Regions from separate parts of the Homo sapiens genome. Here region 1 is linked to region 2. Evidence: read pairs that join two places in POLR2A ChIA-PET (ENCODE). Cell type or tissue: PC-3. All regions are shown on one strand. Each heading gives the region's core, and the rest is flanking DNA. Links, peaks and the distances in the headings are about the cores only. Region 1 has its middle 150 kb from the start of THRB. Region 2 overlaps THRB (thyroid hormone receptor beta).

Region 1 (5,389 bases), core at 170-5,169, 320 kb after region 2:
CTGGTGTACTGTTTCTCAATTTGGGCTGCTCATCAGAATCGACTGGAAACTACAAATACTGATGCCCAGGCCCTACTCCCAGAATCTGGTTAAATAGTTTTGGTGGAACCCAGGCATGAGTCATTTAAAAGATTTTTTTTTAACTTTGATATAATTTCAGACCTGCAGAAAAGTTGCATTAGAATAAAGAATTCACCCTTCAGCCAAATCTCTCTCTCTCTCTCTCTCTCTCTCTCTCCTGTTTCTCTCTCTCTGTATATAATTACTCTGAACCTCTTTGAGAGTATGTTGCAGATATGATGCTCTTTTATCCCCAGATAGTTCCCAAATATGAGGAATTCTCATGCACAACCACAGAACAATAATTAAGTATCAGGAAGTTAACAATACCATTATGTAATCTGTAAACCTTATTGAGATTTTCTACATTTTTTCAGTAATGTCCTGTATAACAAAAGAAAGCCCATGATCAGGAGTGGCTATTTTTTAACATCTCTCCCCTGATGTTAGTGTACAGCTGAGAACAAGTGGAAAGCAAGCATGCGTTCAGCTGAAGCTGGAGGCAGTAGGAAAAGGCTCTGATGGTAACAAATCCTCCTGGAAGATTCCTGGCGCCCCAGGAGAAGGTATTTGCAGGGCTGCGCTCGAGAGGCAGCAAGAGAGTAGAGACAAGGAAGGGCAGACCCTGCGCTGGGAGCCCAACCCTCAGCAGGGTCCCCCTGTGGTGACTCCTCCCGCCCGGAATTTGGGGGTGAGGCATGGACCGACCCTGAATTTCACCATTGTCCATGCCTCTCACCCCTCGCCCAGAAGACATAAAAATAAGGGTCTTGAAAGTCTTGGATTTCTCTCCACGATTGCCTTGCAGCCCTCAGGGTGGAGGCAGGTGGGTTCATCCAACTGAAGCTGCTTTCTCAGCAGTTGTCCGGAACAAGGCTGTTAACTCAGCCTGGGCACAGGGCTCAGGGTGCGGCCGCGTCACTGGTCGGGTGCCTGAACCTGGCGGGGAGACGTGTGTGTCCACAGGGGGCAGGGCAAGTGAGGAGGGCAAGAGCACATCAGCCAGTGCGACCCAGCCAGACAGTGTCTTCTGGCAACTTCCCTAGCGGAAGCCTCCACCATGTGTGCATAGCAGGTGCATAGGGGCTGAGTAGGAGAGTAAGAGCTACAGCCCATATCAGCTCCTGTTGGGGAGAGGGAGGAGACCCAGGTGGTGTTGGTGGGGAGCCCGTTCTCTGCTATCAAACAGCTTCACCTCCTCCCCCATGTTTCGGTAGAGCCAGAATGGGAAAATAAGCAGGGAATGCACATCATGCCGGTATGGTGTACTTTCCCGGACTCTAGTAGTGTTGGGTAAGCAACAATAGAACAGAGAAAGCTAGAGGGTAAGGAATGGATAAAGGCAGTCTTAGTTAACCAGTAAGTATTTAATACAAGATGGCAGATACCTTTTCTCTATTTGTTTGGTTATCTATTACTACAAAACAAACCACTCCAAAAGTTTGAGTTTAAAATGACTATTTTGTTATTTCTCAGGATTTTGTGGGTTGACTGGGGCTTAGATGAACATTTGTTTATTTTTGATGGTCTCAATTGGAGTCTCCCAGATAACTGCAGTCAGATGGTGGCCAGGACTGGGTGTCATTCCACATGTAGTTTCAGGCCTCTTTTTCTTTCTCTCTCTCTCTTTTTTTTTTTAGAGACAGACTCTCACTAAGTGATTCTCCTGCCTCAGCCTTGAAAGTAGCTGGGATTACAGGCATGAGCCACCACACCCCGCTATTTTTTTTTTTTTTTTTTTTTTTTTTTTTTTGCAGAGACGGGGTTTCACCATGTTGTCCAGGCTGGTCTCAAACTGCTGACCTCAAGTGATTTGTCTGCCTCTGCCTCCCAAAATGTTGGGATTACAGGCGTGAGCCACCGCGCCTGGCCAGGCCACCCTTTCTGTATTTTCCTCTCCCAAGTATCCATCTGTATGGTGTCTGGACATTTTGCAGTGAGGCTCAGGGCTCCCAGAACTGCAGTGTTGGAAGTTGCCAGCTCTTCAGGCATAAGCCCAGATCTGATACAGCTCACTTCTGCCACAATTTGTTGATTCAAATCACAGGATCAGTCACATTCAATGTAGAACGGGACTGCTCAAGAGTCTGAATACCAGGAGTCATGGTTCATGTGGGGCCCATCTGTGGAGATTAGTTACCTTTATTCGCTTTCTTCAGGGGCCACTGGTGATGTCCCAGCCAGATACTATAAAAATGAATGTTACTTGCAACAAATTAGAGGAAATGCTATTGGCTATCACCCTACTATGTAGCTAGACCTAAGCAGGTAATGGTCATGGGATACATCCAGGAGTGCTAACCTTACCCCTGAGTTCTCAGTGTCTGCAAATATTTCTGTGCCCCCAGAGTACTAACAGAATAGAGACTGTGTGAAGCAGGACAGTTTGGATCTACGAGGAAACCTGCGTAAAACAGTTTGGTGATGACTAAAGACCTTTTCAATGCTTCTGTGCACTCTAACACACCTCCAAACCTTGGCCTAATCTGTGGGGTTTGGTGGAGGTTAGCTGAGGAGGCGGGAAGGACCCTAGAATAGCTAAGGTTGGATATCATTTCCAGAGGGTAAGGTTGCATATGCTACCAAGTTGATTTAAAGAAATCAAGCTAAAATTAAGATATATTTTTGCATACCTAGTTTTGTGGCTTGAGACTGACTACATTTTTTATTTGTTCTTATAAAAGAAAAACAAACAAAAGTCCTAGATTGCTTGATGCTCATGACTCATTACCGTCTTCTATATCTAGCAAGCTTTCCTGAACACTTTGTTACTACCTACTTGTCTTAGTTCATTTTCTGCTGCTATAACAGAATACTATAGACAGGGTAATATAAAGAACAGAAGTTTATTTGGCTTGCAGTTCTGGAGGCTGGGAAGTCCAAGATTATGGCCCTGGCATCTGGAGGGGATCATCCCGTGGTGAAAGGGCAGAAGAGGGATGGGTGAAACCCATGAGAAAGAGAGATTCACCGAGGACTAGACGCATTTTATGACAACCCACTCTCTCAATAACCAACCTGCTGTCATGATAATGACATTAGTTCACTCATAAGGGCTCTGCCTTCACGACCCAATCACCTCTAATTAGATCACACCTCCGAACACAGTTGTGTTGGGGATTAAATTTCCAACACATGAACTTTTGGGAGATACATTCAAACCACAGCATTACTCTATTCCTACCTAGTAGGTTTAATTTTAAGAGGCCTGTGAAGAAAATAAAGGATGAAATATAATTAAATGTGATCTGAATAGTTCACCAATAATTTCTAGGTATATGCCAAGGAAAATAACACTGGTACTCATCTTAGCCATTTCTAGAAAAATAAAAATTTTAAACTGACACAGTCAACTAAGTTTTCATAAGGCAATTATATCTGACATCATCTATTCTTCTTTCTCTATCAAGACATTCATTTATATATTAAATCATCAACACTTTAACTCAAATGTTAAGGTTTTAGTTATCTTTATAAACAATCCCTATATTATACTCTTATTATTTAAATTTAGAATCTGAGCTGCACTAACATCCAAGTTTTTTTAATCTTACCAGCATTAAATATTTATTTTATCATGTTCCTGAATAAGATTAAATAGCTATAGTTGTTTAAACTGGGATGCTTTGTGAAACTACATCGTAAAAAATTTAAAAGGCCAAAGTTTTCCATTTAAGAATTCTGACTAGTGGTCATCTGTCTCCGTGGAGGCGTTTAGAATCAGGTAAGGGATCAAGCAGCAGAAGTGAGCCTGTCCCTCTGGTTCTTCTTGACACTCACTTAAAGTTATTGACAGTCCATGTTGATGCCATCCCGAAGCAATCTGGTGAGATTGCTTTTGTTAGCAAATTATCCTCCAAAAATAACATCTTCTGGCTTCTCAATTAGAGCTTGCTAAAGAATGACTGACTTTATTGTATGGGACATCTCTACGAGTAATAAATAGGCCCTTTTTCTTTCCCTAGGGAAACTAAATTGTACTGTGCTGTTCTCAGTAATAAACAGTATTATGAGTCTTGTAACATAGGAAGTACATCAAACCTGCTTTGGATGATAGATTTTATGTCTCCAAAGAGGGTTAAACTGTGTGTTTAAAGCTCTTATCATGCTGCTTAAATTCTGTGTTGCATTTTAGAGTTTAAAAAATGACATACTACAAAAATAGAAAAGAAAGAGAAGATGATTTTACAGTTTCTCAGGGTCAAGGCAGGAATACACAAATCAGAGAGGGAAAGAAAATTACATATAAATATAGAATACACTAAGTGAGTATTTTTACCTTTATTTCAAGCTTTATGTAAGTGGTTAAATTATAATTCTGCTGGGCAGATATACAGGCTATAATTTGTTATGTAGAAGATATAACTAACTGGAGGGATTTGTGCAAAGCAAAATTTGTAAAATAAGGAATATGGTTTAGGACTTTTAAAATGATAATTAGCTTGCAATGTGAATAAAATATGTAGTTTCCTTTAGAAAGTTAGGACTTAATATAGTTTGCAAATTACTCCCGTAATGAGTTCATTTACAATGAATATAAGTTCCTACTCTATTTTCATAATGAATGAAAGAGGTTTTAATGAATCACATTTACTTTTAACATCCAGCAGAAATATGGAACAATATAAAATAGAATTGAAATATTTCTTATAATATCATTAAACTGAATTATTCCTTATGAACCTTTTGGTTTTGGCATGTAGATTTTTAAAACTTTATTTTAAAAAAATTATTCATTAAAATGTATCTTCATTAAATTGGTTTGAAGGTTGGTTAACCATCACGTAAAGGTTAATGTCCAATGAAAAAAAGCAAAATGCATTTCGTAGTGTTGCAAATGAAAAGAAAAAAATGTGTATATCTGCTCTTTGATCACAGAGCAGGGCCAGCACATTTCTGTAGACAATAGCAGCAGTTTGGTATACATTACTATTACAAAGCATGGTTCATCTATCCGTTCAACAAGTTTTTATTGAGTGCCTACTATGTACCAATCCTTATACTAAGTACCGTGCTTACAAAATTACATTTGAAGAGTTAGATTTCAGTTTTTCAGGTGACCGTCAGGGAATTCTCCTGACTTAGGGAGCCTAAGTATGTAGCATAATGCCCTAATAAAGATTAAATTTATGCTTGTTTTATTTAGCTCTATAGAGAGGGTCAAGAAATTTTCTCCATCAGAGGAGAGCAAAACTCATCTTTGATGGATTGAGGATGATTTCTAATCTTGTTCTTCCAGCCTCTTCAACACCATCTGCATTTCCTCCTGCGGAGGTACAGGCCATTTGAAAAAGGAAGGGATAGTAGCTTTATTGTCTGGAAATGTACT
Region 2 (5,389 bases), core at 213-5,212:
CTGAGTTGAGAACCAGCACTGATGTTTTGGCAGAAGATTTAATTGGCATCCTGATGGCCTAATCCACCCTGAATTAGAATCTACAGTCAGTCTTCTGGTTGGTGTTTCTAGTATTAAATATCAAGTGTAAATATCTAATGTTAAACATAATATTAATAACAAATTAGTCAACATTTGACAAAAAAAGGGGGAGGACTTTGCTCAAAGGTCCAAATTTCCAGTCCCTCAAGAAGTGACTCATTGAACTTACCCACCCAACCCTTGCTGGCATTTGCATTTGCAATCTTGGACTTGAGGCCTATGTGGCAGGAAGGTCAAGCAGCCAGGCACTTATTTCCTTTCTCCTCTGTCCATTGGGTCTCACCAATTAGACTGTGAAAGGAGGAAGCTAGCAAAGAAGATGACAGAAAGAGCCATCTCTTTAAGGCCTGGAGCAGAGCTCATCTAAGCCACTACCCAGGTCTCTTTCTCTTACCAACCCTTTCCCCCAAGAGGACAGAGTTTCAGGTGTATCTTCTGGCAAACAGAGCCAGGGAAGAAAAATCAGCAGAAGAAAAGTATTTCTTTAGAATTATTTATTCTAAAGTCCATGAACCTTATCAAAGTGAGTGACTTTGCCCAGTTTTACACCCCCAGTCTCCATCTCAATGTGTAGGCTTAAATAACATAACCAGTTGTGTTACTATAATGACCTAATAGCACATCCCTGCAGACTCCACTTCATTCCTGCATCCATTCAGAGGAGGCCCAAAAGCAGGGTCTCTTCATCTGGTTTCCACATCCCTAGGCAGTGTATCCCGAAGAGTGATATGAAAGATAAGTTTAGGGGGTAGGTTTATGAATTTTTGAAAGAATAGTACTAATTTTTTTTACAGTTATCTTTTGCTTTTAATAAATGATACATTTTTCATTTATAGAAATAACATAGATTCCTTTTAAAATAATTTATGTAAATCCAAAAGGTCAACTATAAAAAAATGTGAGACTGGGGATGAAATTATGGCAGTTTGGGATGATTTTTACCTCAGGAGGGTCTAAGACGGGCTTCTAAGGTTTCATAAATTCCTTGAAAATTTATGGGGGATTGTATGCTAATATAATTTTTTTTTTTCTGGGAGGAAGGTCCACAGTTTTCATAAGGTTCCCCTAAAGAACCGTGAATCCAAAATGTTAGGAATGATTGTCCTAGAATCTATGCTGTGATGTTCAACACTGTAGCCACTAGTCACTAACCACACATAGCTGCTAGGCACTTCATACTTGCCTAGTTCAAATGAGATGTGCTATAAGTATAAGATACACACTAGATTTTGAAGACACCATGAAAAATAGAATGTAGAATATCTCATTAATATTTTTCTGCTGGTTACTTGTTGGAATACTATTTTACATATTGAGTTAGAAAATGCAGTATTAAAATAAATTTCACCTTTTTTTTTAATGTGGTTACTAGGAAATTTAAAATTACAGATGTGAGTTGGATTTGTGGCTTACTTTATATATTTAGTGGACAGTACTGGGTTATAGTATAAGGCCAAGAAAAATAAGATAATCTCTGAAGTCCAAGAGAAATTAGAATTATGAATATATTTTAAGGCATATTTATAATGTAAGAAACAAGATAAATTTTGAGAAAAAAATGAATTTTTACAAAATATTGATTTGGAGAGAAACAATTATACAGGTATACACTTCACTTTGTCCCCTTAATCACTTAGCCAGGAAAATAAACCAGTAGTAGAAGCTTAAACTGTTCTATTCTTTCAAATTAAAACTACAGTTTCCATAGATTCAAATGAAGGTAGAAAACAGTAACGGTTTTAAAGTTCCTGGGAAAAGTAGGTAAATGATTTAAGTATCATTTTCTTTGGTTAATATAATCTATATCCACCAAATAACAAAGAGTTTATTGTATTTGCTTTGGGCCAGGCCCACCTCCCATCTCTGTCTGATGGCCCCTCACTAGGATAATTAAAATGTCTAAGTCTTTTAGAGGAACTCCTGAAACTCCTTTCTTTGCCTGGACAGAAGCTTTCATCTCTGGGTCTGCACATCTTGGGGCATCACAATCTCTCTTCAGCATTTCCTTTCTGAACTGAAAGCTGATTCCTTCAATGTATAGTTGCTCAGGTGCAAAGGAATATTACTGTGAATTGTTTTCTTTTCCATTGTTATTATCAAGGCAATGGTTCATCTAGATCCTTCTACTGGAAGTCATTTCTTGTTACAGAAGCTTGTATTTTCTATGGCTGATCAATATATGAGAATAGTCCCATGTTCATTTTATTGCATGGTCCTGCATCTAATCATCTAATCTTTCACAGAAAAGATTAGCTCCATCTCTCCTACCTAATATCCTGCCACCTTTTGTAACACAAACACGATTTGGGTGCTAATAAATGTATCAGTCCCAGATCGGTACAGATACAGAGCTCATGAGTGAATTTGGCCATAAGAGCATTTTTCTTATGAGCATTACATTCATGCCCACTTGTTTCCCATTCACTCCCATTCTGTTCCTCAAAAATCTATAGCAGAAGGCCTATTGGTGTTTAGGGTTTCCATAAAGTGATGTCATTCCGTTGAGCTTTAAGTGGCCCACAGATAATGTTACCATCATGTTTTCTTCAATGAGATGACTTGTTCTAACTAAGTCAGGCCCCAGGCAACCACCATTCCTACGCACGGTTTTTGGTTTTTTTTTTTTTGGATCCTGTTGTCTCTTTACTTTCTGGGAGCAGCATTTCTGCCCTTTAAAATGGCAACTGCTCCCCAAGCCAAGCAAGACAGGAGCTGTTAATGGCTCTGTTTGTTTTCAAATAGCATTCTTAGGGAGGAACAACCATCATACAATACATCTAGCTATGTGGAGTGCAAGAGCTCCACTTGCATGTTGACTTGTTGACTCAGCCTTCTCCAATTTTACTGTGCATAAAAATCACCTGGGATCTTGTTAAAGTACAGATTCTGATTCATTAGATCTGGAGTGAGTCCTGAGATTCTGCATTCCTAACCAGCTCCCTGGTGGGGCCAATGCTTCTAGCCACAAACCATGCTTTGAGCAGCAAAGGATCATCTCTAAGAAACTTTCCATGTTCATTGTTCTATAATCCTGTGAGATCAGAAACACCAATAGTTGGCATAAGCAGATGAAGATTCTCCCCAGGACCTCCACTAGAATACTCCAGAAGTCATAATACCAGTTGTAGAAATTTATCTAAATAGGAGGATTTAGAAATTAAGTATGGGAGTCAATCCCCAAATCATTTCAGTATCTTGAAATAAAGCAATCAGTGGACCAAACTTACTATCTAATAGTTCTTTCAAATGTTTGAAATGTTAGGTTTCTCTTTGAATTTCAAATGTTTGAAATGATTATGTGTAGTCAAGGATTAAACCATAAGCAGTACTGTTATAAACCACCATAATGTGCTACATCTGTTAATAAAAGACCTCCTCTTCCAGCTTCCACCTTGGTCTGAACACCCAATATGAAAGTTTTCTACAATCTCCCCAGCCACCTTGGATACCACCCCTGTGGGCACTTGACCTGCCTCAGTCTCACCCCACGCTTCATCTCAGTTTCAACTGAGTCACAGGTAGGTCATTTCTACAGCAGATCTACTAGGATCACACACCGCACATCTCAGTTTCTTTATTGAGGACCTGAGAGGTCATAGAAAGAAGTCACTTTGTTAACTTTATAGCCTCCTGTCTTCTCTGTGGTGCTTTGTCCAGTTTGCTCATTCATTCATTTCCATCCATCCATTCATTCTATCTTTCTCCTTCTCTTCTTTAGAGTAATGGCCAAAACCTCCCCTTGTCTACAGCAGAACAGTTCCACTGTCACCCAGATCCTTTGGAAATTTATCTTTTTACTTCCAAGCACACTGACCAAGGCATTTTTTTCCAAATAAACAGCTCCTTTCCTTGAGAAATTGTGTTGCTAGTTGTTACTAGATGTCATTTGCCCATCCTGTTACATCCAGTTACTTTTTTTGCTCTAACCTCTTTTTTATTGTGAAATATAATATACATACAGAAAACTGCATACATATCAACTTTTTACCTTCAACTTCTACTCTCTTTGAATTTTAATGGAGAAATCAGTTACTTTTCATTAACAACATATTAAATAAAAACATAAATCATTTAGTAACATGGCTATAATTGTAGTCCACAGATCCAAGATGTAAATGAACCAAGGCCAAGCTTAAATGAGAACACTAAAGGTCCATGTAATCTGTTGGTTGCTAAATGGGATATGCTCAAATCTTTGTTTCTTATTCCTGATTTCCAGAAAATCAAGTAGGTAAATGCTCTTACAATGAGCAGATTCAATGCTGTATCTACTTGCTGAAAAATATGTATTATACTATTTAAGATTACATGAGAATTATAAAATATGTATGATAGGATTTTGGATTAAATGGGAACATCAAAATAAAATGAATAAAATCGATAATTTCAGCAGGCTCTTATGTAGTCAGGGTCTATCTCTTCAGACTGTGTATTAAATTCTTGCTTCTTGCTTTTGGCTGTCTGTCTTTTATAATTTTACAGACAATAAGAAGAAGCAGCAGAAGAGAAAGAAGTCAAACACATAGTCTATCAGATGAAATTATTATTTATTAATCATTCTCATGAAAGATTTGCTGGGGGAGAAAGGTTAAGCTTATTACTACATGGTGGTCCCTAGATTGGTAGGTAGTTCATCATTGCTGCCTCAGACCCTGTTAACATTGATAACTAATGGCTGGCATGATGCCTGTCATATTAAATGCTTCCTCTCAAAGGAAGAAAAACAGCACTGAAAGAAAGTAATTGGTTCACTCTCAATTAATTGCAAATGGTTTTAAAAGAGCAAGGAGAGGCCGGGTGCAGTGGTTTATGCCTGTAGTCCCAGCACTTTGGGAGGCTGAGGCGGATGGATCACCTAAGGTCAGGAGTTCGAGATCAGCCTGGCCAACAGGGCAAAACCCCATCCCTATTAAAAATACAAAAATTAGCTGGGTGTGGTGGTGCCTGCCTGTAATCTCAGCTACTCAGGAGACTGAGGCAGGAGAATCACTTGAACCCAGGAGGCAGAGGTTGCAGTGAATTGAGATTATGCCACTGCACTCCAGCCTGGGCGACAGAGTGAGAGACTCTGTCTAAAAAAAGCAAGGAGAACACTTGCTGTTGTCTTTGATGATCAGTCTAAATATAACAATCCCTGCCTGTTTTTCTTCATTGATTAACTTCAATTTCAAAGGTATGTTAGTGTGCCAAATGTTTGAGGTAGAAAAAATTTTCCAACATGTAATAAATCATAATATAGCAACAGTCCAGAAATGATACCAAATTGCCTTCAATAATGAAAACAACAACAAGAGAACAAAACCTGCTA

What was found. ChIA-PET counts read pairs that join two places held together with the same protein. Peaks named below come from ENCODE experiments on the same cell type or tissue, not always from the same donor. Only the 100,000 strongest peaks of a DNase experiment are listed, where the experiment ranks them.
Region 1: POLR2A ChIA-PET joins it to region 2 with 7 read pairs; 3 of 35 experiments call an interaction of 5 or more read pairs at or near these places.

The regions. Positions count from the first base shown.
Region 1 is chr3:24,644,202-24,649,590 of GRCh38, forward strand. No RefSeq gene overlaps it. Among named protein-coding and RNA genes, the nearest start is that of THRB, 150 kb to the left of the region's middle. In PC-3, for the core only: no CTCF peak of the experiment used is centred there; a DNase peak (open chromatin) is centred at 2,760; H3K27ac peaks cover 694 bases.
Region 2 is chr3:24,320,533-24,325,921 of GRCh38, forward strand. The region is part of intron 2 of THRB (thyroid hormone receptor beta); the gene reads right to left. Among named protein-coding and RNA genes, the nearest start is that of THRB-AS1, 170 kb to the right of the region's middle. In PC-3, for the core only: no CTCF peak of the experiment used is centred there; a DNase peak (open chromatin) is centred at 2,939; H3K27ac peaks cover 1,034 bases.